Regions from separate parts of the Mus musculus genome. Here regions 2 and 3 are each linked to region 1. Evidence: chromatin loops called from intact Hi-C (ENCODE). Cell type or tissue: gastrocnemius. All regions are shown on one strand. Links, peaks and the distances in the headings refer to the core of each region. The heading gives the core; the rest is flanking DNA.

Region 1 (7,575 bases), core at 1,674-6,673:
GGAACTCCAGTGCTCTCAACCGTCTATTACTTATGCCAGTCACTGATCTTTGAGAAAGAAGACACTGCTATGTATTTTAAGAAGTCTTTAAAAACACCTTTACATTTTAAAATACATTTTATGTATTTCTTTTTGTGTGTGCGCGCATGTGCATGTAAGTGTGAGGATGGCATATGTGTGCTACACGCGGCACACATGCAGAGATCAACCTTCAACAATTGTCCTCTCCACCATATGGGTCCTGGGAGACGGACTACACTCACTGGGCTTAGAAGCAAGTTGTCTACCTGCTACACAATCTCATCAGCCAATGAAAGAAACTTAAAACTTAAAAAAAAAAATTTAAGTAATTACTAGCATGTCAACATTTAAAAAATATTTTTTTAAAAAGAATAATTACTAGCCTGTCTAGATTAGGAGGTTTTTTCAGACAGTCTCACTATGTAGCCGTAGCTCGCCTGGATGGAACCTTCCACGTAGGTCAGGCAGGCCTCCAACTCACGAGTGAGCCAGCTGCCTGTGCCTCCTGGTGATGGGATTAAAGGTGTGTTCAAGTGTCACTGTTCCACGCCTGCGTCCAGGGGTTAACTCATGCATTCTTCCAAGTGTTCTTCCACAGGCCATTCTAACAAACATTCACTGTTCATAACTAAGACCTCTAAACTACCTACATCTCCACTAAGACAATGTAGTTATTTATCAGTGTAATATGTACATAGTAAGAGTGAACTAATAAACTATATGCAACAATATAGTTTAATCTCAAGAACAAACTAGTGAACAAGTAAGACACAAAAGAATATATTCTGAGTAAGCACGGCGCTGCAAACTCTCCTCCCAGCATTAGGAAGGAGAGGCAGGTGGATCTCTGTGATCCTTTCTGTACTTTGTATGAAATACAAAAACAAAACCTGTTAAAAATGATAGAGGTTTTAGCAAAGTAAGCATATGGAAGTAGGTGATTCTGGGCACAAGTTATATATCTCTGTTCATTTTACAAACTCATTACGCTGCACACTAAAATGTGTGACTGGATGCATCTCTGTAATAACTCTGACACCTTGTCTTTGAAGTACAGAATTCAGAGTTCAGCTATGACTAATATGTTGTTGATTTCTTCTAAATAACCAGAAAAAAAAGTAAACTTGATAAATTACCTCAGTCTGAAAATGCCTTCCAAATAATCCAGGAATTAATATCGTTTTAAGAATAAGAAAGTCATACTATGCCCCAAGTATTTGAATGTGGTTGAGAAAAATGAATCATACCACAGACAGACAAAAACCTTTGAGCCCAGCACATTACAGAAGGACCTCTCTCCCCATGGTCTTCTGGATGTGGAGATGTAATCTGGAGATACCAAAGTATTCCCGCAGGAAAAGGCCTCTAAAGAATCATGACCCTGTTTGTGAGGCCATTTCCCAGGAATGCTTTGTGAGGCACACTGCATAGGAATGAGAGTATCTGGTTCTTTTTAAAAGGCCAAGATGGCTCAGCATGTAAAGATGCCGTCAAGGAAGTCTGGTGACCTCAGTTCAATAGCAAGAATTGGTGTAAAGACGGACAAAGGGACTCAACCACACAAAGCTGTCATCTGACCTGCACATATACGCTGTGACAGGTACACACCCAAACACAATAACAACAACAAGTCACTTTCAAAAACATTGGTCTTTGAATATTTACTGATGGGTAGAGAAGAACAATTGTTCTTTTACATTTATTTAAGCCTATCTTCTTAGGCAAGAGTCTCGCACTTGCGCTGGTGACATCAGGTAGTCCAGGCAGCCCACCCTGTGCCCAGCCTGAGGCACAGGCTTTCCTCTCCAGGAGATGGAGCTTACCTGTAATCTCTTCTCAAGGAACTGCTTCCCACCTTCCAAGCCATATGAGTGCTCATAAGGATAACTCCAATCTCGAATCAAAAACATTAGCGTCTACATACAGAAAAAAATACTTGTTACAAAATCCTAAAATTACTTAAAACTTCCTCCTATATAAACAACGTTAATCAAGACTAGAATGAGTAGCTTGGTGGGTAGAACATATATGACTGTCACTCTTGATGAGGTCCTGGGTTCAACTCTCAGCACCAAAAATTTAAAAATAAAAATGGTTCCAGTAACCAAATAGTGAGTCTGCTCTCCGTGGTTACGATCAATGCCACTGAAAGCCCAGCCCAGCCCTGGCACCAACTGCTCAGCTCCTCTTGAGAATGTCATACACAGAAGGAGTCATTGGAGTACTAACACCCAAAGCCAAAAATGAACAAAAGTTATATAGGGAATCACCACTTTAAACCATCCTACACTTTTAGATGGCTAATTCCACACTGGTTATAGATTTGGTATAAAGCGGCCATTCTTACAAATGTCTTATCCCCACAGTATTTGACTTCTCAGCACTACTGGCATTTTGAACCAGGTAATTCCTTGTGCATGGCTGTCCTTTGCAGTATGGAGAACTATTTCTGCCCTCTGCATCACATGCCAGTAGAATTAGACACCCCACAAAACTGTAACAATCAAGACATCATGTCTCCTAAGTGGATAATCATTCTAGATTAGAAAAACCATAAACCAAACACAGTGTATTTTACCCATATATACAAAAGGAAGCCAGGATCTGCCCAACTGTTTCATAAAACTGATTGCCTAAAGCAGCTGTGTCAGATAAAAATGAGGCAAAATTAATGTAAGCCCACTAATATTATAGTCACTAGATGCACTCCACATAGCAACAGGCAAACACACTGACTGCTCCCTCCCAGTCCCTGCAGCCAAGAGCAACATGAGCAGCAGCCTGCAACCCTGAGCCTGTCTAGGAAACGAAGAGTAGCAGGGGCCAACTTCAACTTGTAAAACATCACAAAAAAGGAAGCCTGCATGACATTTTATAACTTTATCATGATACCGTCTTCATTTCGCTACTGTCTTAAGTTCTAGAATTAAATAACATTCGATGAAGAGAAGCACCCTCCACAATTTAAAATATTGCAAACAAATCTAGAGTCATTTCTGTGTTTCCTAGACAGTTGGGCTTCAACCAGTAGTAAGCTGATGATGATACAGCAATAGCGTTGTTCTGATTCTGGTGTCAAATGAGTTTATAATGTCCTGTGGCTTGAAGCTTCTCACAGGTGCATTTTTAAAGTGCTTACCTGAAATGGCTTCTGGTAGATCTCTTCCATTGCAAGTCTTCCATACTCTGTAAATAACTATAAACCATGTTAGTTAAGATAATGCCATCAAGGAGACTTAAAGATGTCATTTATAAAACTGTCTATATCAGAGTAGAAGTCAGTCTCTATTCTTATCTGAATCTCAGGCATTTCACTGGCTAATAAACTAGGTATATCAGAAATGTCCTCTAGTTAGCCAATCAATCATTTCTTTAAAGCCATACAAAATTCAAATATCTAAATATGAATTTACAATGAGAAAGAATTAAGTTTTAATACTTTGGCATATATTCTCTAAGACATACCTGTAGATGTTGAAGATCATCTTCTTGAATATTCTGAGACAAATTATATACCTGTTAAAACCAAATTTATTTTGTTTCTATTAGTGCTTTAATGAGTAATTCTCTTTTAGAAAGGAAGGTTATTTTAGACATCATCACAAATTAATCCCTTAGGCACTATATTAACCAGTAGTATATGGAAAGCATTTCCTTATTAAAGAGAAGCAGTACATGAAATTCATAAAGCATACATACTCATGGTCCAAGTGTGTTATGTACTGTCCTTCCCTGTTTCTCAGTCTTTCACACTATGCCAAGTCATTTTTAAAGGCCAAGCTGAAGCCAGGTGTGATGATGCACTCCTGAGATTCCAACACTTAGGATGTAGGGGCACAAGAGTCGGATGTACTCGAAGGCCACCCTGGACTACACAGTGAGCTCCAAGCCAGGGAGAAGCAAAGCTTGTTTCACTCCTTGCAGAAGTTGAAGAATATGAGGAGCAATGCTTAGAAAAATAAGTTTCTTCTTGGGACAGGATATACGTTCATTCAATAGGCTCTGGACTTTTTGGTTGTTTGGGTTTGTTCTAGATTTTTAGAAAGGATTTCCCTACTTAGTCCAGACTGGCCTCAAACTTTAACAATCCTCCTGCCTCTGCCTCCCATGTGCTCAGATTTCAGAGCACTGCAATGACTGGCACACACTGGCACACATGCACACATGCCATGGTTTTTTTTTTTTTTTTTTTTTTTTTTGCTTGAGTTGATGAGCCTAGGAAATGTGAAATGTTTACCAGGCCATGGAAACTAGTAAACTAGCAGTAGGTGGCACTATTGCCCTTTTTGGAATGTTCTGGAGGCTTTCCAAAACACAGAGCAGAACTAATAATGGTTGTTCTCTGTTCTTAGGGTTTGTCAGGTCTAGTCCTTCCATGACAGAGCATTAGGTGCTACAGTGACACCTACAGACACAACCTCTAGGACAGAACTCAGTAAATGCAGCGACTCCAAAGACACAACAAACAGGTGATAGTCTAAATAAACTCAAGAGGTCAAGAGTACAAACACCAATAGAGGATGCTTAGTCGCTGATTACTCCCAAACAAGAGAGCTAAAATATAAAAAGCCAACAGCATAACCAACCTATTCTTATCTGTGTGGGCCTAAACTTTAGAACACAGGTAAAGAGAGATGGGCACCTGGTATCTTAAATCATTGGGTGTCAGCATACTGTCTTGGACTCAGTAAGTCCTAAGAGTCTGTCTACCTGCCCAAAAGAAAAAAATGTTTCATCTCTTGCTCCATAACCCTGTACAGTCTCTAACTAGCTCCTGTTATGGAGCTCTCCACCTAACTCAACTCCCCAAGTGCTGAGGCACAGTACTACCATGCCTGGAAACCACGACTTAAGGAGGAAAACGCCCTTCCAAGGTCTGTAGAAAGTCGTTCTGAAGCTGGGACTGTAGCTCAGTGGCACACTGCTGGCATCTGTGACACCACATATTAATCCCTATTACCACCCCTCACTAAACAGACCTATATAAACTATATACTAATTATATATTAATAGTATAAGCACTACCTCACTTAGATGTCCTCTTTCACAATACACAGCTACATTTGAGATAGACAGAGTAAGTAAAATCCTCAGTTTATAGATAAAAAAGTGCATGGTGTAAGTGGTCCAAAACCGAATCCCCTAGCATCAAAAAGTTATATAAACAAAAGAATAGCAGCTAAGTTTAGGATGGAGCTCCTCCATTGTAATCTGCGAGGCAAGCCTCAAACTGTAACATCAGCTAAGCAGAAGAGCTAAAATGTGAAACACAGAGCAGGATGGCCTCTGCTGCCTCTCGGGATCTATAGTCACGCTATTTTGTGCAGGAAAAACAACAAAAAGAAAGAATTCTGCGAGTCCTCAAGAGCATCTCTTAGTGAGCAGTGACAGGATCCTTGGCCTGGAACAGAAGGTAGGCCAGAAAGAACTCCTCTGCACACAGTGACACCCAGGCTGCTTCGCGGCACGGACGGACGGACGGACGGACGGACGGACGGACGGACGGACGGACGGAGGAGGAGGAAGGGAGCTAACTGGGAAGCTTGTGCTTCTGACCTATGAGAAGCCATCACAGAGTCACAGGACACGCTGCAGGACTGCTTGTGAACCCTGACAGACCACTGGCACTGACACAGACAGTTTCCACTGAAGGACATGTTCCAATATCCTTTCTCATGGATTGTCTATCACCAGCAGGATCTAGGAGACCGCCTGCCCAGCATTAATTGTTGAGCCAGGGAGATATCCATACAAATGATCCCCAAAAAAGGAAAGGAATACAAAATGATGTCAACTGACCTCACCTAGATCACACAGAGATGTTCCATCTGAGGCAAGGAGAACGTGGTAGGACAAGGACAACCAGAGCACTGTGCATATGTAACGCAGGAGGACTTCACCCTTTCCAAGCCAAGCCAGTGCTACAAACCCCTATTGCTTGGGTTTTCTAAATTAAATATTGTTACTGAGTGATGGTGGCAGCACACGCCTTTAATCCCTGCACTCAGGCAGCAGAGGCAGACAGATCTCTAAGCTTAAGGACAGCCTGGTCTACAGTATGAGGTCCAGGGCAGCCATGGCTACACGGAGAAACCCTGTCTCAATAAAACATTAATTAATTATGGGGATTTTTAGTTCAAATAATCAAGAACTATCAGAGAAACCAAATAGAAAACTAGGTAGCTGTTTAATTATTTAGTATCTTTGTTTTGTTTTTGGTTAAGCAATCATGTGATTGATTTTAATTACCAACATTATTCAATAACTTTCCCCTAAAACTTTCTTACTTTTGATCTTAGGAGTAGGAACGTTTGCCTGAATGTGCACGGGTGCACCACACACCCCAGCAGCACTTGGTGTTTTAAAAATGAGGACACAGTGGGTAGGAAGTAGGGGATCGAGAAAACAGGATCAAGAATACTGTATGAAAACAGTTACCTGAGAAAAAGGAAAACTCAGAGCACAAAGCTGGGTGGGTAGGAGAGGGGTGGGTCTGGGAGAGTTGGGATGAAATCCTCAGAGAACTAATGAAAAGGCTGTTCTGCGATGAAAGCAGGGGTGGCTCTGACGTAACTTCATCCTTTACATCTAAGGCAAAGTCTATCATCTTACAGCTTAGTATCTAAGTAAGAAGAAATGCAGCCAGCTCTATCGTCTAATCCATTTTCCTTCCATCAAGTCTCTTCCTCGGTGGCTGCACAAAGGTAGGATTTTATGAACTGACAACACGCACGCTCACCTGCACAGAGCTGGTCATAGTGCTCAGAGCAAACACTGTCGCACAGTCTTTAATGGTTGACTGGCTATCAAAGGCACCCTGGGTATCCATTAGCAGCACAGCCACCTAGGAATTCGTTAAATTTAAAATACTTAGTAAAAGAATCACCAAAAATGCCTACAAAAATCATACATTAATAAAGTTCAAAGCAGTAATTAAGTCAAGAAAAGTATTTACATACCATTGTACATTTTAACATATTAATCATTAATAGTTTTGTGTTCTTTTAAATTTTAATACCAGAAAATTGCTCAAGAAAAGAATACAGGAGAAAATAGCAAAGTATAAGTAGAATTTTACTTTTGTTCCATTAGGTCTGTCAATCACAAACACTTCATTCCAAACTTGTATGCCTGTTGTTTCTCTTTCGCAACCACCTCGCCACGTAAAGCCAGTCAAGGGTTCATTGTTTCCACCAATCCAGCTTTGAGAATCCTGTTAAAAATCAAAGAGAAATGTAAAACAAACACAACTCACCCATTTCATAGCTCATAAAGGAGAAGAAGCCAACACCCAGAGAGAGAACACCCAGTCTAGCATTATGCAAACAGTCCTGTGCAGAGTGCTAGGAGCAGTCTCCTCCAATCAGCCTTTGTCACACAGATCGCAGCCTCCACTTAACCTGGCCATCTAGGTAAATGGGCTTATGTGCGCCTACTCCTCCTCTTCTGGCAAGCTTTTCTGTGTTTAAAGATGATAAAATATGGAAGCTACTTTAATATCTTGTTGTATAGAAGAGTAAAACCACGTCCCAGACAGCAGGCAGGACAGTGACC
Region 2 (7,575 bases), core at 1,128-6,127, 160 kb after region 1:
GATGGGAGCACGTCCTTAAACAGCCAGGTTCTGCTTCGTGTTGTGTCTGACTCAATCTGAGATCAGCCTGCTCCATGTGCTTTGGGTAGGATGGAGACAGTTGAGCAGCCGTTCTCGGGGATGGTGTTTGGGTTGGTACAAGCAAACTGAACGAGAGTCCTGCAGTTCAGAGGTACCCGTGAGGAGCTGTTTAAGATAGCTATCAGTTCAGGAAGAGAACTTCATCTGTGGCCCATGTTACAAAATTAGCAAAAATTCAGACCTTGTTCATCTCATGGGCTGCATGCAGATAGGACAGGGGAACGTTTATCAGTAAAACCAGGGTGAACGTTTTTCTGTCCTCACATAGATAATGGCAGGGAGATGGTGTGTCCCTAGCACCATGTGTGGAGTAAGTAGTAGCTTACAGTCCTCTTCAGACCCAAAGAGCATGTGTGTACAAGGAGTAGAAAGCATTTATATTATCAGAGGAGGGGACCAAAGCAGGAAGGGTGGACAAGGATAGCCCTGTGGGCTTAAAAAGTATCAGCGGTGCTAGGACGCTGTCTCCAGCCCGCAGACATTTCGGACCCACCCTTTCTCTGCCCGACCTTCCTGCTCTTTATTTCTACAGCACTATCACCGTGGTACCTAAAAATTCAGATCTGCTCATTAAGTTCAAAAGGACCCCTGAAGCTGAGCTTAGAGAAGGAGCCACAAAATGAAACAAACTCCTGGGATGATGGGACCTGGCAGACACGGAGAAGAGGAGCCAGCATCCAATATTTATCAAATGCCCACAGGGTGAAAAATCTTATTAGCTGCCTGGAAACTTGGAATAATGAGTCCCTGTTTCCTGCCCTTGAGGACTTAGAGCCTCTAAGGCAACCACAGGCTTTCTGCAGTGCATCCGTAACGTTAGGGCAGTCCGTTATTCCAAAGCTAGTCCTTGCCAGAAGGAACACTCATCTCCAAAGGACACAACGGCTCAGCCCAAGCTGTACTGAGGGCAAACCACTTTGGGAAGGGAGTCATCAATACAGAGACTTGTTTAGCGGAAGGATTCATGGGGCTCCCAAAACTAAACCAAGAGTCTCAGGGCGGTGAGAAACCGAGGTCACTGGAGGCAAGATTCACAAACTCTGTTCAAATGATAGCCAGAGAGGCCAGATCCGTGGTTCTAGCTCCCATTTTCCCACCACTTCCACAAGTACTCTAAAAAGAAGACTTAATCTTGGGGCTGGAGAGATGGCTCAGCAGTTGAGAGATTTTACTGCTTCTATAGAATCTGGATCCCAGCATCTACACTGGGTGAATCAAGGAAAATCAACACCCTATTCGGGGTTCCATGGACATGACCTCAATCTCTCTCTCTCTCTCTCTCTCTCTCTCTCTCTCTCTCACACACACACACACACACACACACACACACACACACACACACACACACTAACTACAAGAGGGAGAGGAAGAAGGAAAGAGGGAGGGAGGGAGGGAGGGAGGGAGGGAAGGAGAGAGAGAGAGAGAGAGAGAGAGAGAGAGAGAGAGAGAGAGAGAGATCTTTATTTGAGACGGGGTTTCTCTTCCTATCTCTGACTGTCCTGGAACTCACTCTGTAGACCAGACTGACCTTGAACTCACAGAGATCCTCCTGGCTCTACCTCCCAAGTGCTAGGATTAAAGGTATGTACCACAATGCCTAGCTATAAATCTTTCTTAAATTGTTTAATCTTGTTCGTCTGATAAATATGGATCTACAGTTGTCTTCTTTAATAAATCTTTTTAAAAAGTATTTTCATTGTAAATTGTTTATTTGGGTTTTTTTTTGTATTTATTTATTTTATATATGTGACTACATTGTAGCTGTCTTGAGACACACCAGAAGAGGGCACTGGATCTCACTACAGATGGTTGTGAGCCACCATGTGGTTGCTGGGAATTGAACTCAGGACCTCTGGAAGAGCAGTCAGTGCTCTTTTTTTTTTTTTTTTAAGATTTATTTATTTATTATATGTAAGTACACTGTAGCTGTCTTCAGACACTCCAGAAGAGGGAGTCAGATCTTGTTACAGATGGTTGTGAGCCACCATGTGGTTGCTGGGATTTGAACTCTGGACCTTCGGAAGAACAGTCGGGTGCTCTTACCCACTGAGCCATCTCACCAGCCCCCAGTCAGTGCTCTTAAATGCTGAGTCATCTCTCCAGTCCTACAGTTGTCATTTTCTTTAATTATTTATTTATTATATGTAAGTACACTGTAGCTGTCTTCAGACACTCCAGAAGAGGGAGTCAGATCTCAATACGGATGGTTGTGACCCACCATGTGGTTGCTGGGATTTGAACTCTTGAAGAGCAGTCAGTGCTCTTAACCGCTGAGCCATCTCTCCAATCCTACAGTTGTCTTTTAAGCCACGAATCAGAATATGATTTGACAAAATATTTCAAATTATCCTAATATTTTCAAATATTTCTAGAAGCAACAGACTTTTTAAAGGATGTGCAGTGAGTATGAGCACACTGGAGTCTATGCAGAATGTATCTCATCAGAGACCCCACCACTGGCAGCAGAGTACTGAAACCAGGGCTCTCCCTTAAAAGCCTGGGGCTGGGGACTGCAGAGCAAAAGGGGTCTGCCTGGAATTCTCCCATGACATTTTCACACGGTCTTTATTTCCAGAGAGTGAAGTTTTGGATCAAGGTGGTGGTGGTGGTGGTGTTGCTGCTGCTGCGGCTGCTGCTGGGGCTGCTACTGTTTGTTTTGGTTTCGTTGGTATTGGTTTGGTTTGGTTTTCGAGACAGGGTTTCACCGGCTGGCCTCCCTTTATAAACCAAGCTGGTCTCGAACTCAGAGATCCTCCTGACTCTGCCTCCCAAATGCTGGGATTAAAGGTGTGCGCCATCACGGCCTGGCCAGGGAGCAAGTGTTAATCTCCAAACACCTGCTTTCCAGGAATTCATTCCCTCAGCCCAATTTTGGTTCTGAATCTCACACAAAGCATCTGCGTATCCATCGTCCGTATGTACTTAAAAAGGTGGTTGTCCTTGGACATTTTATTTCTTCTAAAGTAAACTCCCTGTTGCCTTCTGATAGTCTTGGTTTCCGGCCCTGTGTTTTAGAGTGCTTCTTCCAAGCTGTGCTGATTGACCGAGCGGCGACACTTCTTTCTAGCCATGACTCTACTAGAGTCATGGCATACATTGGCCACTAGGGGACGCTCGAGGTTCCCTTAATTCACTCTAGTTAAGCAGCTAGGATGGATGGTCAAGGGCACTAAGATTTGAGCCAATGTGATTTGCATTCTCCCTCTCTCTCTACGGGAAGCTCCTGCCTCTGGTCTTATCAAAACATAAAAATAAAAATAAAACATGCATACACAGCGCCGCATTATCTTTCTGAACCAGCTTTTCTTTTGGTTCACACTGAAACCGGATTAAAACGGAAAGCTATTTCCTACACAAAGCTAAATCTAGATCCTGAAGCAAGGTTTAGCATCATGAGATGGCTTGGGGTTTAGACAAAGCCCTGGGCATCTCTGTGTTGAGGTTTGACTGAGGTGGGAGGAGCCAGAGTAGAGCGTCAGTATTTGTCTCAGTTTCTGGACTGTGACTGCCATGTGACCAGCCGCCTTGAGCTGCCTCTACACAGTTCTAAATAAACCTTTCCTTCCATAGGCTGGGTCTTTTATCATATCAATGAGGAAAATCACTAATACATCTCGGAAGTCAGAAGGAATGGGATTTATTTGGATAAATAAGGCTAGGGTGTGACCCCTAACCTTTGGGTCCTGTCAAAGCAGTTACCTCACCAAACCCAAGAGACTACAGCACTTATACTGTAGAGCCTGTGTGCTTAGTTGTTCTCCCTTAGGAAGATTCCTGCTCAGATGCAAATTTGCCAATAGTTTTTCCTCGACATGACTCTTCACAGCCAGACATGCCGTTAAGCTCTGTGACACGCTATTCACACAGTATACCCATCTAGACATTGATCAGAAAAGCCTCCAAGGGCTTGGTCCTTATCTGACCTTCTCCAGACAGATCCCAGTGAAGGATCTTATCTTGCCCTTGGTGGGGCATCCAGAACCAGCCTCGAGTGACAGGAGCTACTGTGTAGCATGTGACCTTTGGCCTGCAAGCTTGAGTCCCCAGCAGAGTCTGCTCAACTGTAAAGCAATACAGAATAGCCAGTGTGTAATATGTATATAATGTATATAATATGTATAATATGTATATATGCCCAGAGAGACCTTCCCTTCAGGTAGCTATTGAAGTTCTGTGGATTCACCCTGCATCCACACCCTGCACGTGTTCTTCCAGCCTTTCTAATCTTCTTGGTATGTTGTAGCAGGAAAGGGATGACCTAGCCTCCGGTGGGACTGCCCCGCCTGGAGTACCTATAAACACAACACCCTACCACAACCTTGTGTCATCCCCTCCAGCGTCCCGGAGCAGGGTTTATCTGCCAGCTTCAGGATGAAAACAAAGCCCACCCCCACTCTAATCGCGTTGCTTATTTGAAGACTGAGTTCCTTGGTTGTCACACCTGTCGCATACTACTGTAAAGGCAAGAATGCAAAGAAAAAAATACCTAGAGGACTATATGCATTAACACATTGATTTCAAGTTCTTAGGGATGTTAAGGGAATCCCATAGGCAAAAGGCACGCACGCCCTTCTCAGCTGAGTTTGCCCTGGACAACGTAGCTGGCTTGGCTCAGGGGCTGCCTCCAGCTGCCCTGCACCACACTGGACCTTGCAGCCCTGCCCAGTTCTGCCCCGCGCCCTGAGCCCCGGGGCGGAAAGCACGTCCCCGGGTCATGAACTTGGGCTTGTAACTGAAAGGCCCCCAGGAGTTTGGTCCCTAGAGCACCTGAGCTGAGCGTTGCAGGGGCCTGCTGGAGCACCCGGGATCCTGCAGTACGAGTGACGCCAAGGGCACTGGCCTGTCAACTATCCTAAACTGCCACTGTGAGACTGCGCACGCTCGGGCTCCGGTGCTCGCAGACAACAGGTGGCGCCACACAGCCACCAGCAGAGAACCAGGGAAAGGGTCTCCTGCTTTCACTGCAGGAGGCACACCAACGGGGTAAAGGCAGACTCGGAAGATAATCGTCTAATGAGAGAAAGAAAAGGTTAAAAGAAAAAAAAATCCATTTGACACTCCCAGATCAATTTAAAAATTTAGAGGAGACTGGGGAGGTGGCTCAGAGGTTCATAGCACTTGCTGCTATTGCAGAGAACCCAGGTTCAATTCCCAGCACATATATGGTGACTCACAACCATCTACAGATGCTTCCCGTCCCAGAGGGTGCTCCTTCCTGATGCCTGCAGGCAACAGACACACACCATTTGCACGGACACATTAGACAAAACATTCAGACACATAAAATAAGTCTTGTTTGTTTGTTTGTTTGTTTGCTTGTTTGCTTGTTTCTGTCTTTTTCCTTCCTTCCTTCCTTCCTTCCTTCCTTCCTTCCTTCCTTCCTTCCTTCCTTCCTTCCTTCCTTTTTAAAATGAAACTTAGAAACACACAGGGAAAGCTGTAGGCGACAACGGCACTGAATATCCAGAACACGAGTAGCAACAGAGATTGCTGTTTAAGAAAATGAGGTGGAAGTCCTATCACATGCCTGTAACCTGTAATTCCAGAACTAAGGTTTAGGCAGAACACCAGCACTCCAAATTCCAGACCAGTGGCAGCCTGGGGTACATAGGAAACTCTGTCTCAAACAGGGCAGGGATGCAACAGGACCCTCAACCTCAATAGACCCTGAGACCTTAACACAGCTGACCACATGATGTTAGGACCATTCGTGCTGTAAAACTCAGCAGGTACAGAGCACCACCTGCCAGAACTAAAACAGACCTAATCCACCAAACTCCATAGTTCCTAGCCATGGTGGCACACACCTTTATTCCCCACACTTTGGAGGCAGAGGCAAGCAGATCTCTGAGTTCCAGGCCAGCCTGGTCTACAGAGTGAGTTCTAAGATAGCCAGGACTACACAGAGAAACCCTGTCTCCAAAAACAAAACAAAAACATTTTTTTAAATAAAGTCCATAGTTGTGGGAAAGTCTACGTGCACTAACCTTGCTCTTTGGCTTCTATAATTCCACTTCTAACTAACTGTCCTTGTTAACTGAAGTATCTCAACCCAGAACATGGTTTGTTTGTTTGTTTGTTGTTTGTTTTTGTGTGTGCTTAAAAGCTCAACCTGAGTGCTGGAAAGATGTTAAGAGCACTGGCTGCTCTTGCACAGGTCCTGAGTTCAAGTCCCACAACCACGTGGTGGCTCACAACCATCTATAGTGAGATCTGGTGCCCTCTTCTGGCAAGGAGGCATACACACGGGCAAAACATTATATACATAAATAAATAAATCTTCACAACTAAAGAAAAAAGCTCACCATGAGGAAGGCTCTTTGTTACATTGGGATCCCAAACACTTAATGTAGTTGCTGGCCTGCTAATGAAGACTTTCTATTAGCTTAAATCTGTGTCTGAGCTTACCTCTGGTGGATACCCTACAACAGAGAAAGAAGTGTGTGTGTGTGTGTGTGTGTGTGTGTGTGTGTATGTGTGTGTGTGAGATTAAACACACATTTTTAAATTTATTTATTTATTTATTTAAACACACATTTTAAATTTTATTTATTTATTTATTTATTTATTTATTTATTTATTTATTTATATGTAAGTACACTGTAGCTGTCTTCAGACACTCCAGAAGAGGGCATCAGATTTTGTTACGGATAGTTGTGAGCCTCCAGATTTTGTTACGGATAGTTGTGAGCCTCCAAGTGGTTGTTGGGATTTGAACTCAGGACCTTTGGAAGAGCAGTTGGTGCTCTTAACCGCTGAGCCATCTCACCAGCTCAATGCTATCCCAAAAGTCCCCCATACCCCCCCAACTCCCCTACCCACCCACTCCCACTTCTTGGCCCTGGCGTTCCCCTGTACTGAGGCATATAAAGTTTGCACAACCAATGGGCCTCTCTTTCCACTGATGGCCGACTAGGCCATCTTTTGATACATATGCAGCTAGAGACAAGAGCTCCGGGGTACTGGTTAGTTCATATTGTTCCACCTATAGGGTTGCAGATCCCTTTAGCTCCGTGGGTACTTTCTCTAGCTCCTCCATTGGGGGCCCTGTGATCCATCCAATAGCTGACTGTGAGCATCCACTTCTGTGTTTGCTAGGCCTTGGCATAGTCTCACAAGAGACAGCTATATCAGGGTCCTTTCAGCAAAATCTTGCTAGTGTATGCAATGGTGTCAGCGTTTGGAGGCTGATTATGGGATAAATCCCTGAGTATGGCAGTCTCTAGATGGTCCATCCTTTCGTCACAGCTCCAAACTTTGTTATTTATTTTTCAAGACAGGGTTTCTCTATGTAACTCCAGCTGTCCTAGAACTCACTCTGAAGACCAGACTGACCACAAATTCAAGAAATCCACACACAAAAAACAAAAGCAAAGAGGTCCTGAGTTCAATTACCAGCAACCACATGGTGGGTGACAAACATCTATAATAAGATCTGATGCCCTCTTCTGGTGTATCTGAAGACAACTATTTCTTTAGCAATAAATAAATAAA
Region 3 (7,575 bases), core at 1,128-6,127, 140 kb after region 1:
CCCCCTTTAAGGGACCATCGTCTTGCCTAACAAATACCTCACAAAAGCATCATTGCCACCCTGTGTCTCACTCAGAGTCACCAGCGCATTTCCAGTTGCACAGGAAGTATTTGATGAGGATTAAAAGAGAAAGAGCAGAAAATAAGGGGGGAAAGAGGAAGATGCCCTTCCAGTAGGGCTTCCCGAGGGACAGAATGCCACCCTTTTAATTTGTCACCTCTCCAAAGCGTTCTCTGTCTTAATTTGGGTTTTACTGCTATGAACAGACACCATGACCAAGGCCACTTTTATAAAGGACAACATTTCATTGGGGCTGGCTTACAGGTTCAGAGGGTCGGTCCATTATCATCAAGGCAGAGGAGCATGGCAGCATCCAGGCAGGCAAGGTGCAGGCGGAGCTGAGAGTTCTACATCTTCATCTGAAGACTGCTAGCTGAATACTGACTTCCAGGCAGCTAGGATAAGGGTCTTAAAGCCCATCCTACAGTGATAGACCTACTCCAACTAGGCCACACCTACTTCAACAGGGCCATACCTTCTAATAGTGCCACTCTCTGGGCCAAGCATATTCAAACCACCACATTCTTAGTCTATCTATTTCTTTCTACCCTTATTCTTGATCATTGAGCCTTTGCTCTTGCTGATTCCTGCCTGGAATATTATCTTCTCGTTTGGGAGGGAGGGTGGCATTAAGTTGATCTCATTTGAAAGACTAGGATGACCCAGAGTTCACTATGTGGTCCAAACTTGTCTTGAACTTCTGGTGGTCCTCCTGCCTCGGCCTCCCAGGTACTAAGATTATAGGTATACCACCATACCTAGCCAGTTACCTCCACTCCTCCATGACCCCTGCACAAAGCACTTTGAACTTTGCATCTCAGTTAAGATGCCCCCTCCCCCAGGAAGCCTTCTCAGGCTTCCAGATTAGGGTTTCTATTAGGTGTCCCAGTAGGCCTCTATCACATGTGGCTATTATGTGAGTCCTATTCTCAATTGCTGGTTCACTGTCTGTTTCCAGCTCTGAGCTATAAGGTCCTTAACAGGAAGAGCCAGGCCACCTCCCTGTTCTCTAAGTTCACAATGTCAGTAGGTAATACCTCGACCATCAGCCTACCTCACACTAGCCCTAGGCTCACAGGCGTAATCCCACCATACCTGACAACACTTGCTTTTATTGAAAGCCTTATCATCAAACCTGCTTTTGCTTTCTGCAGCCTTGGCTCAGGGCTCTACCTTCCTGGGTCTGCTTATTACTTTATGACTGGCTTGATTGGAGGGAGGAGTCAGTGACGAAAGGATTGGTGACAACATCAGTGATTACTGTCCTAGGGGAGGGAGGGGACGAATACTGAACTGTGTTTGTCCCCTGGCCTCAGCTCTGGAAGGCAACTGGGGACAAGGCTCTGGCAGGGAGAAAGAGCTGGGAGGTTGTCCAAAGTGGAGATCTAGAGAGAGGCTTCCTTGCATGGGTCCCATGGGCAAGGCTGCACCTGCTGTCTAAAATGTCCTCACTGGTTGGAGCCAAACTCCAGACATGTAATAAGAATTCCAGGACACACACATGCATTGGCAGCTGGTCATCAGACATCCTAATGATGTGTGAGGAGACAGGGCCAATGTGACGGGTTCAAGCAGGCAAGCATAGCTGGGGTGGGGGTGGGGTGTTGTCCTCACTCCTTCCCCTCCACCCCCTGTCTCATTTCCTCCCCCTCCCCTCTCCTCTGTACTTCCAAATGCCAGATACACTCAAGGCAGGCAGTGCCACCAAATGTCCAGCCCCATTAACAAGTGTCACAACTGATGGAAGGAAATCATTACAAATGACTTCAGTCAGACCTGGTGGGGCAGGTCTGAAATCTTGGCTAAGGAAAGAGGATCAAAAGTTCTAAATAAATACCCCCTCTTGGGTTGTATTTTTTTTTAAAATATGTGGCTAGTTGGGCCAACAAGATGACCCAGGGGGTAAATGATTTTGTTGTCAAGCCTAAAGATCTGAGTTCAATCCCCAAAGCCTACGAGGTGGAAGGGGAAAAAAAATCACCTATAGATTGTCCTCTGATGTTCACATGTGAGCTGTGGTACACACACACATACACACACAAGCAAACACACGAGCACACATACATGTACACATATACACACATGCATGTGTGCACACACACACATACACACAGACAAATTATAAATAAATAATATAAAGCAATGTCCAATACTGGTCTGGGCAACTTAGTAAAGTGCTGCTGCTGAGGATGTTGCTAAGTAACAGAGCACATACCTAGATGTCTGAGGTCTTAGATTCAGTCACAGATACTGGGGGTGGGGTGGGGTGGGGTATGTAGCTTTAATTCTTGAGTTACAAAATAATAATCTATCTCCAGTTGCTGATGTGACCAAAACAAGTCATATGAAAAAATACTTACCAACTCGGTTCCTGTAGCCAAAAACTTAAGTAATTGCCTCTTTCTCTTTCCTCTTTAAAATTCAGAGTGGGGCTGGTGAGATGGCTCAGTGGGTAAGAGCACCCGACTGCTCTTCCGAAGGTCTGAAGTTCAAATCCCAGCAACCACATGGTGGCTCACAACCATCTGTAATGAGATCTGATGCCCTCTTCTGGTGCATCTGAAGACAGCTACAGTGTACTTACATATAATAAATAAATAAATAAATAAATAAATAAATAAATCTTAAAATTCAGAGTGAGGGCTGGAGAGATAACTCAGCAGTTAAGAGCACTGGCTGCTCTTTCAGAGGATCCAGGTTCAATTCCCAGCACCCACATGACAGCTCACAATAGTCTTTTGTTTAGCTCCACACGGTCTGACCCCATCTTCTGGCCTCCTTGGAGACTGCATGCACACGGTACACATACATACATGCAGTCGAAACACTCATACACACACACAAAAAAAAACCCAAATCTCTTTTAAGTTCCTATCAATGGCCCTCTTACAGTCTTTGTTTTGTTTTGTTTTGTTTTGTTTTGTTTTGTTTTGTTTTGTTTTGTTTTGTGTGTTTTCACTTCCCATCTACATGAAAAGTTTGTTTTGGTTTGCTGTTTTCCCAGCTTTCTGATATCCCGTGGCTCAGCTGGTTTTGCTCCCCTTGACGGCTTCTTTTCTTCTTTCAAACACTTGTCCGGTACACTCTTCTCACTGTCCTGTTGACATTTGAGAGAGTCTCTGGAGCAGAAGGTATTTCCACAGCTGAGCCTGGAGAGCCGCCCCTCAAGCTCCTGGTGTTTCCACCCCTCTGCATCTTCCCAGTTCCTTGACCAACCTTGTGGTTTGCACCAATCTTTGGGGTTTGTGGTGGTCGCTCACTTTCCTTTAGCTTCCCTGATTGTCAGTACGATTGCGCTCCTGCGTGCTTGGAAACCCTTTAGATCTGTGTTGTAACTGCCTGTAACCTCTGCCTAGTTTTGTTTGTACCTTTTTCCTTCTCAGTCTTTAGTTTCTCTTAATATGCTTCATTTTTTGGCACATTGACGGCTTTGTTTCCTTTTTGACTGTTAGCTATATGCCTTTTTTTTTTTTTTTTTGCATTCTAACTATGGCTGTTAAAAATGCAAATGACTTTTTTTGCATAATGATCTAATTGCCTCACCTACTGAGGTGCTCATTTCAACAACTCTAGAAATTTTTTATTCTCCTTTCCCCCACCCTCACCCACCCAAAAAAAAAAAAAAATTCGTCGTCAAAGGCTTACTCCTGGTTAAATTATATTATGGAAATTGCTAGGTCGTGCTTGTTTTGAAACCTCCGGCTCTCCTGTCCTCTGTCAGATAGGACAGCAACGCCCCCTTCTGGAGGCCTGCCAGCAGAACAGCACTGTCCTGGACATGTGATGGTTGTGTTTGCTTAGATCCAAGAGCCAGACTTCCCAGCCTAGCTCGAGGGTCACCTTCACTGCTACAAAATGCCCACGAAGAAGACTCGGCCACCTGCACTAGAACAAAGGACCCGATTCGAGGCTGACCTTTCTTCATTGGCCACATGGAGAAGAGAACCCCACACTGAGAAAGAGGGTTAAAGTGAAGCTGCTCCCTCGCCCACCTGCACCCCACACCCCTGCCCTGTGCTCAAGCTGAGCCCCAACTAGGTTTCTGTCTGAAGTGACCACCTGGACTGATGGCTTTAAAGACGTTGGGTGGCTTCAAAGCTCCATGAGAGCCTGCAAATATATATATATATATAGTATAAAATATATTTTATATGTATTATTTATATATGTGTGTGTATATGTATAATATATTATATATGTATATATACACATACACACATATATATTTTCTGTAAATTGTTGGATGTCAGGTCATCCTTAATGTTGCTGGAGGAGAGATGGAGAAGAGACAGAAGTGTAGGAAAGGAGCAGATACCCATGTATTGGGCACTGGCCACTCTTGGACCTTAAACAATAGCATCGCATGAAAACTGATGGTGCCCTGGGAGTCAGACAGATTCAAGTTCAAATGTCAAGCTGGATTCCAGCATGACATAGTCAACTCATCCAAGGTTAGCTGTCTTCCTCTGTCTAAAGAAGAACTTGCTTCTTTGTAAGACTTGAAATGATTGGGCTAAATTTAGATAAAGAGGGGCTGTGTTTAGGGTCCACCGAAGGATGTGCAGAGTCCTTGAACGGTCACACAAGGAAATCAATGAGTCACTTCTCTGGGTTAATGGGGTGTTGAACACTTGCCAATTGTGCTTTTTTCCCCCTCCTAGTGAACCAAGAAATGAGTTCCCCTGAAATGAGAGACAGCCTCTAAGCACTACAAGTGTTCAGATTGGAATTTATTTACAAATATTAATACACTTTATGATTAGGATAGCCCTGTGAGCTGGATAGAAGAGGCATAAACCAGGCAATGCCTCAGATAAAGAAACAGAAGTTCCAAGAAGCACCAAGACTTCCTAAAGACCAGCGTTGGATATAAGAGTGCTGACAGGAAACTGTGTGTGTCCTTTCCAGGATCCTGGCTGACTAGGGCCCTGGGTCATTATCTTTCTCCTGTCCCAACAACTAGACTCTGGCCTGGGGTTATAGCACAGCATTTAACCTGCTTCCTGGACAGGCCGAACCTCTTTTTATAGGATAAATTGATCATTCCATTCCCATCAGCAACAGTTGCCTGACCCATGTGACCCTCCCAGTCTCCAGGGCTTTCCTGCTAACAGTTGACCGGAGAGCTATTGTTTTTATTGTTCTGTGTTTTACGGGGACTGCGGTTCTGTGCGTTGGCCTGAACTGGAAAGTGCCATCAGATAATGGTGGAGAGGAACCAAAGGTTAATAGATAGAAGGGGGGGGAGGGGGCAAAAGAAGCATTTTAGAGGAGTCCGCAGATTGTTATTTACATGTAAAGTGCCTGCTCTTCTCTGCTGTGGTCATGAGAGTGACCTTGCCTTTGTACTGTTGGTCTTTGTGACCATGCCCATCTCTGTTTCATCCTCTAAACACCTGGCCTGGCGTCTGGCACACAAACCACTGACCCATCTTCTCAGAAATGCTTCCTCTTCTTGCTTTCAGTAAGGTCCAGCGTGTCCACCTCCACTCCTCAAAGCTGTCTCTTTCCATGAGGTCAGCCAGGGACGACTCCCTGTCCCTAGAGAAATACAGTATGAACAGGAAAAGCCTTTGAAGAAGAAAATTAAGGGAAAAGCTGATGGATGGTGATAGAGTGCTTCCCTGCTGGTGAAGTGAGCCCATTCTAGCCAGCCTGGATTACATTTTAAAGGCAGTTGTACTTGGAGGCTGCTCTAGGGTGGGTGAGTTCACTGGCCCGAAGGTCAGGGAAGTTGCTATGGGAAGGGAGGGGAGGTAGGAAAAGAGAAAAAGAAAGAGCGAGCAGGCAAAGAGAGAGGGGAGAGAGAGAGGAGAGAGGAGAGAGAGAGAGAGAATGGAGGAAACCAAGTCTCTGGATTATATAGAGAAGAACATCTTGGGGAAGGGCGGCCTAGCCCCTGCGCTGGAAAGTTCAGGGTTAGGGGCAGGGTATGCCAGGCATCGAGTGAGGGATGCTGGGAGGCCAGGTCTGCTGTGATGTGCAAAAATATGCACCTCAGTCCCTTGTCCCAGGGTCTGAAACCAAACACACACGCGAGATGTGACCAGTCCTGTGAGAGGCCTAAACAGAAATATACTCCTAGAACATGAAACATGGTCTTTCTTGTACAAAGGAAGAAAGATCAGTATCTCTAGGAGATACTGTACACCATCGATTTGCCAAATTACTTATGCTTGGCTTGGTTTGGTTTGGTTTGGTTTGGTTTGGTTTGGTTTTGGGGTTTTTTATGACAGGGTTTCTCCATGTAGCCCTGGCTGGCCTGGAGCTTGTGCTATAGACTGGCCTCCGACTCAGAGAGCAGCTTGTCTCTGCCTAGGACTAAAAGAAAGGTATTAAAGGAGACACTACTATGAAGCTGTCAGACTCCTTTAATACATGCCTGGTCTGAGAGGCAGAGCAACAAACACACAGCATTCACTCACACAGACACACACACACACACACACACACACACACACACACACACACAGACACACAGCATTCATTCACACAGACACACAGACACACAGACACACACAGACACACACACAAACTGTTAAGGCTCAAACCCCACACAAGTAGCTACCATACTTATTAACACACTTCAAAGCTGATGCTGGCCCCCAGGTTCTCCCAGCATCCCTTGGTCCCGACCTGTTATAGTTATAGTATCCTCCTGCCTAGCATACCTGTCCCTCTATCCCGAACTCCCGGCTTCCCTCTGGATAGTTCCTTTGGCACCTATATAACTCAGCCATTTTGGCTACACCAGTCTCTTGGCCAGACTCTTACCGCAGGCCACCCGTCTTGCTCCTTTTCCCCTCCCCCTATCCTCGCATGGCCTGTTCACTCTGGAGTTTGCCAGATGTCTCTACCTTTGGCTGTTTATTTCCTTTTATTTCTAGCTTATATTTCCAGTCATGTTCTCCTTTTATTTCTTTTTTTTTTAAATTCAAACATAATAAAGATCAAATTTTAAAATAATAAAGATCAATATTTACACAATAATAGCAACAGTGACAGGAGCTTGGAGCAGCCTCTTCTCTATGCTATGCTGCATGGAAGGTCAGCTAGTGTCTTCTTCAAAAGAATGGTTTGGGTTTTGTTTCTCTTTTCGCAGGTAAAAACCCACAATGGGGCTTAGTTGAAACATTGTAAATTTTCCCTGATAACAGATGTGATTTTGAAATGCTCACCTCTTCTCTGGAAGGTTGCCAAGGTTCTGCCACAGGTGGCCTCGGATTTTGTCTGTTCTATGTTCTGTGACCTGCTGTTTTTTTCCCCAAGCTCCTCAGACACATCAAAGAGAATGGCTGCCCAAACTGAGGCTGCCGGCTGAAGAATAGAATCAGATCTCTGAAGAACTGGAAGAACAAGCCAAAACCCTGGGAGAGAGGTCAGGATTGAAGTCCCTGATCCTCCAGTGGCCAGTGACATTTGAGATCATCCAGGCCAACCTCTGCATTTCACAGATGAAGAAATGGAGGCCCTGTCACCTCTCACCTTAGTGAAAACCCTAAACCCAGAAATCAC

What was found. Peaks named below come from ENCODE experiments on the same cell type or tissue, not always from the same donor. Only the 100,000 strongest peaks of a DNase experiment are listed, where the experiment ranks them.
Region 2: a loop joins it to region 1, with 2.6 times the contacts of the local background. A loop is called at or near these places in 18 of 42 quality-filtered maps.
Region 3: it touches region 1 in a loop (3-fold over the local background); 19 of 42 quality-filtered maps call a loop at or near these places.

Annotation. Positions count from the first base shown.
Region 1 is chr17:79,857,943-79,865,517 of GRCm38, forward strand. It overlaps Atl2 (atlastin GTPase 2), which reads right to left. Exons shown (of 13, transcript NM_019717.3): 3 at 7,100-7,234; 4 at 6,761-6,865; 5 at 3,487-3,537; 6 at 3,161-3,217; 7 at 1,845-1,937. Among named protein-coding and RNA genes, the nearest start is that of Atl2, 34 kb to the right of the region's middle. In gastrocnemius, for the core only: a CTCF peak has its summit at 4,286 (motif pointing right); a DNase peak (open chromatin) is centred at 4,307; H3K27ac peaks cover 645 bases.
Region 2 is chr17:80,014,411-80,021,985 of GRCm38, forward strand. No RefSeq gene overlaps it. Among named protein-coding and RNA genes, the nearest start is that of Gm22215, 15 kb to the right of the region's middle. In gastrocnemius, for the core only: CTCF peaks have their summits at 3,182 (motif pointing right) and 4,990 (motif pointing right); DNase peaks (open chromatin) are centred at 3,182 and 4,918; H3K4me3 peaks cover 599 bases; H3K27ac peaks cover 392 bases.
Region 3 is chr17:80,001,209-80,008,783 of GRCm38, forward strand. No RefSeq gene overlaps it. Among named protein-coding and RNA genes, the nearest start is that of Gm41625, 23 kb to the left of the region's middle. In gastrocnemius, for the core only: a CTCF peak has its summit at 3,803 (motif pointing left); DNase peaks (open chromatin) are centred at 1,473 and 3,808; H3K27ac peaks cover 1,337 bases.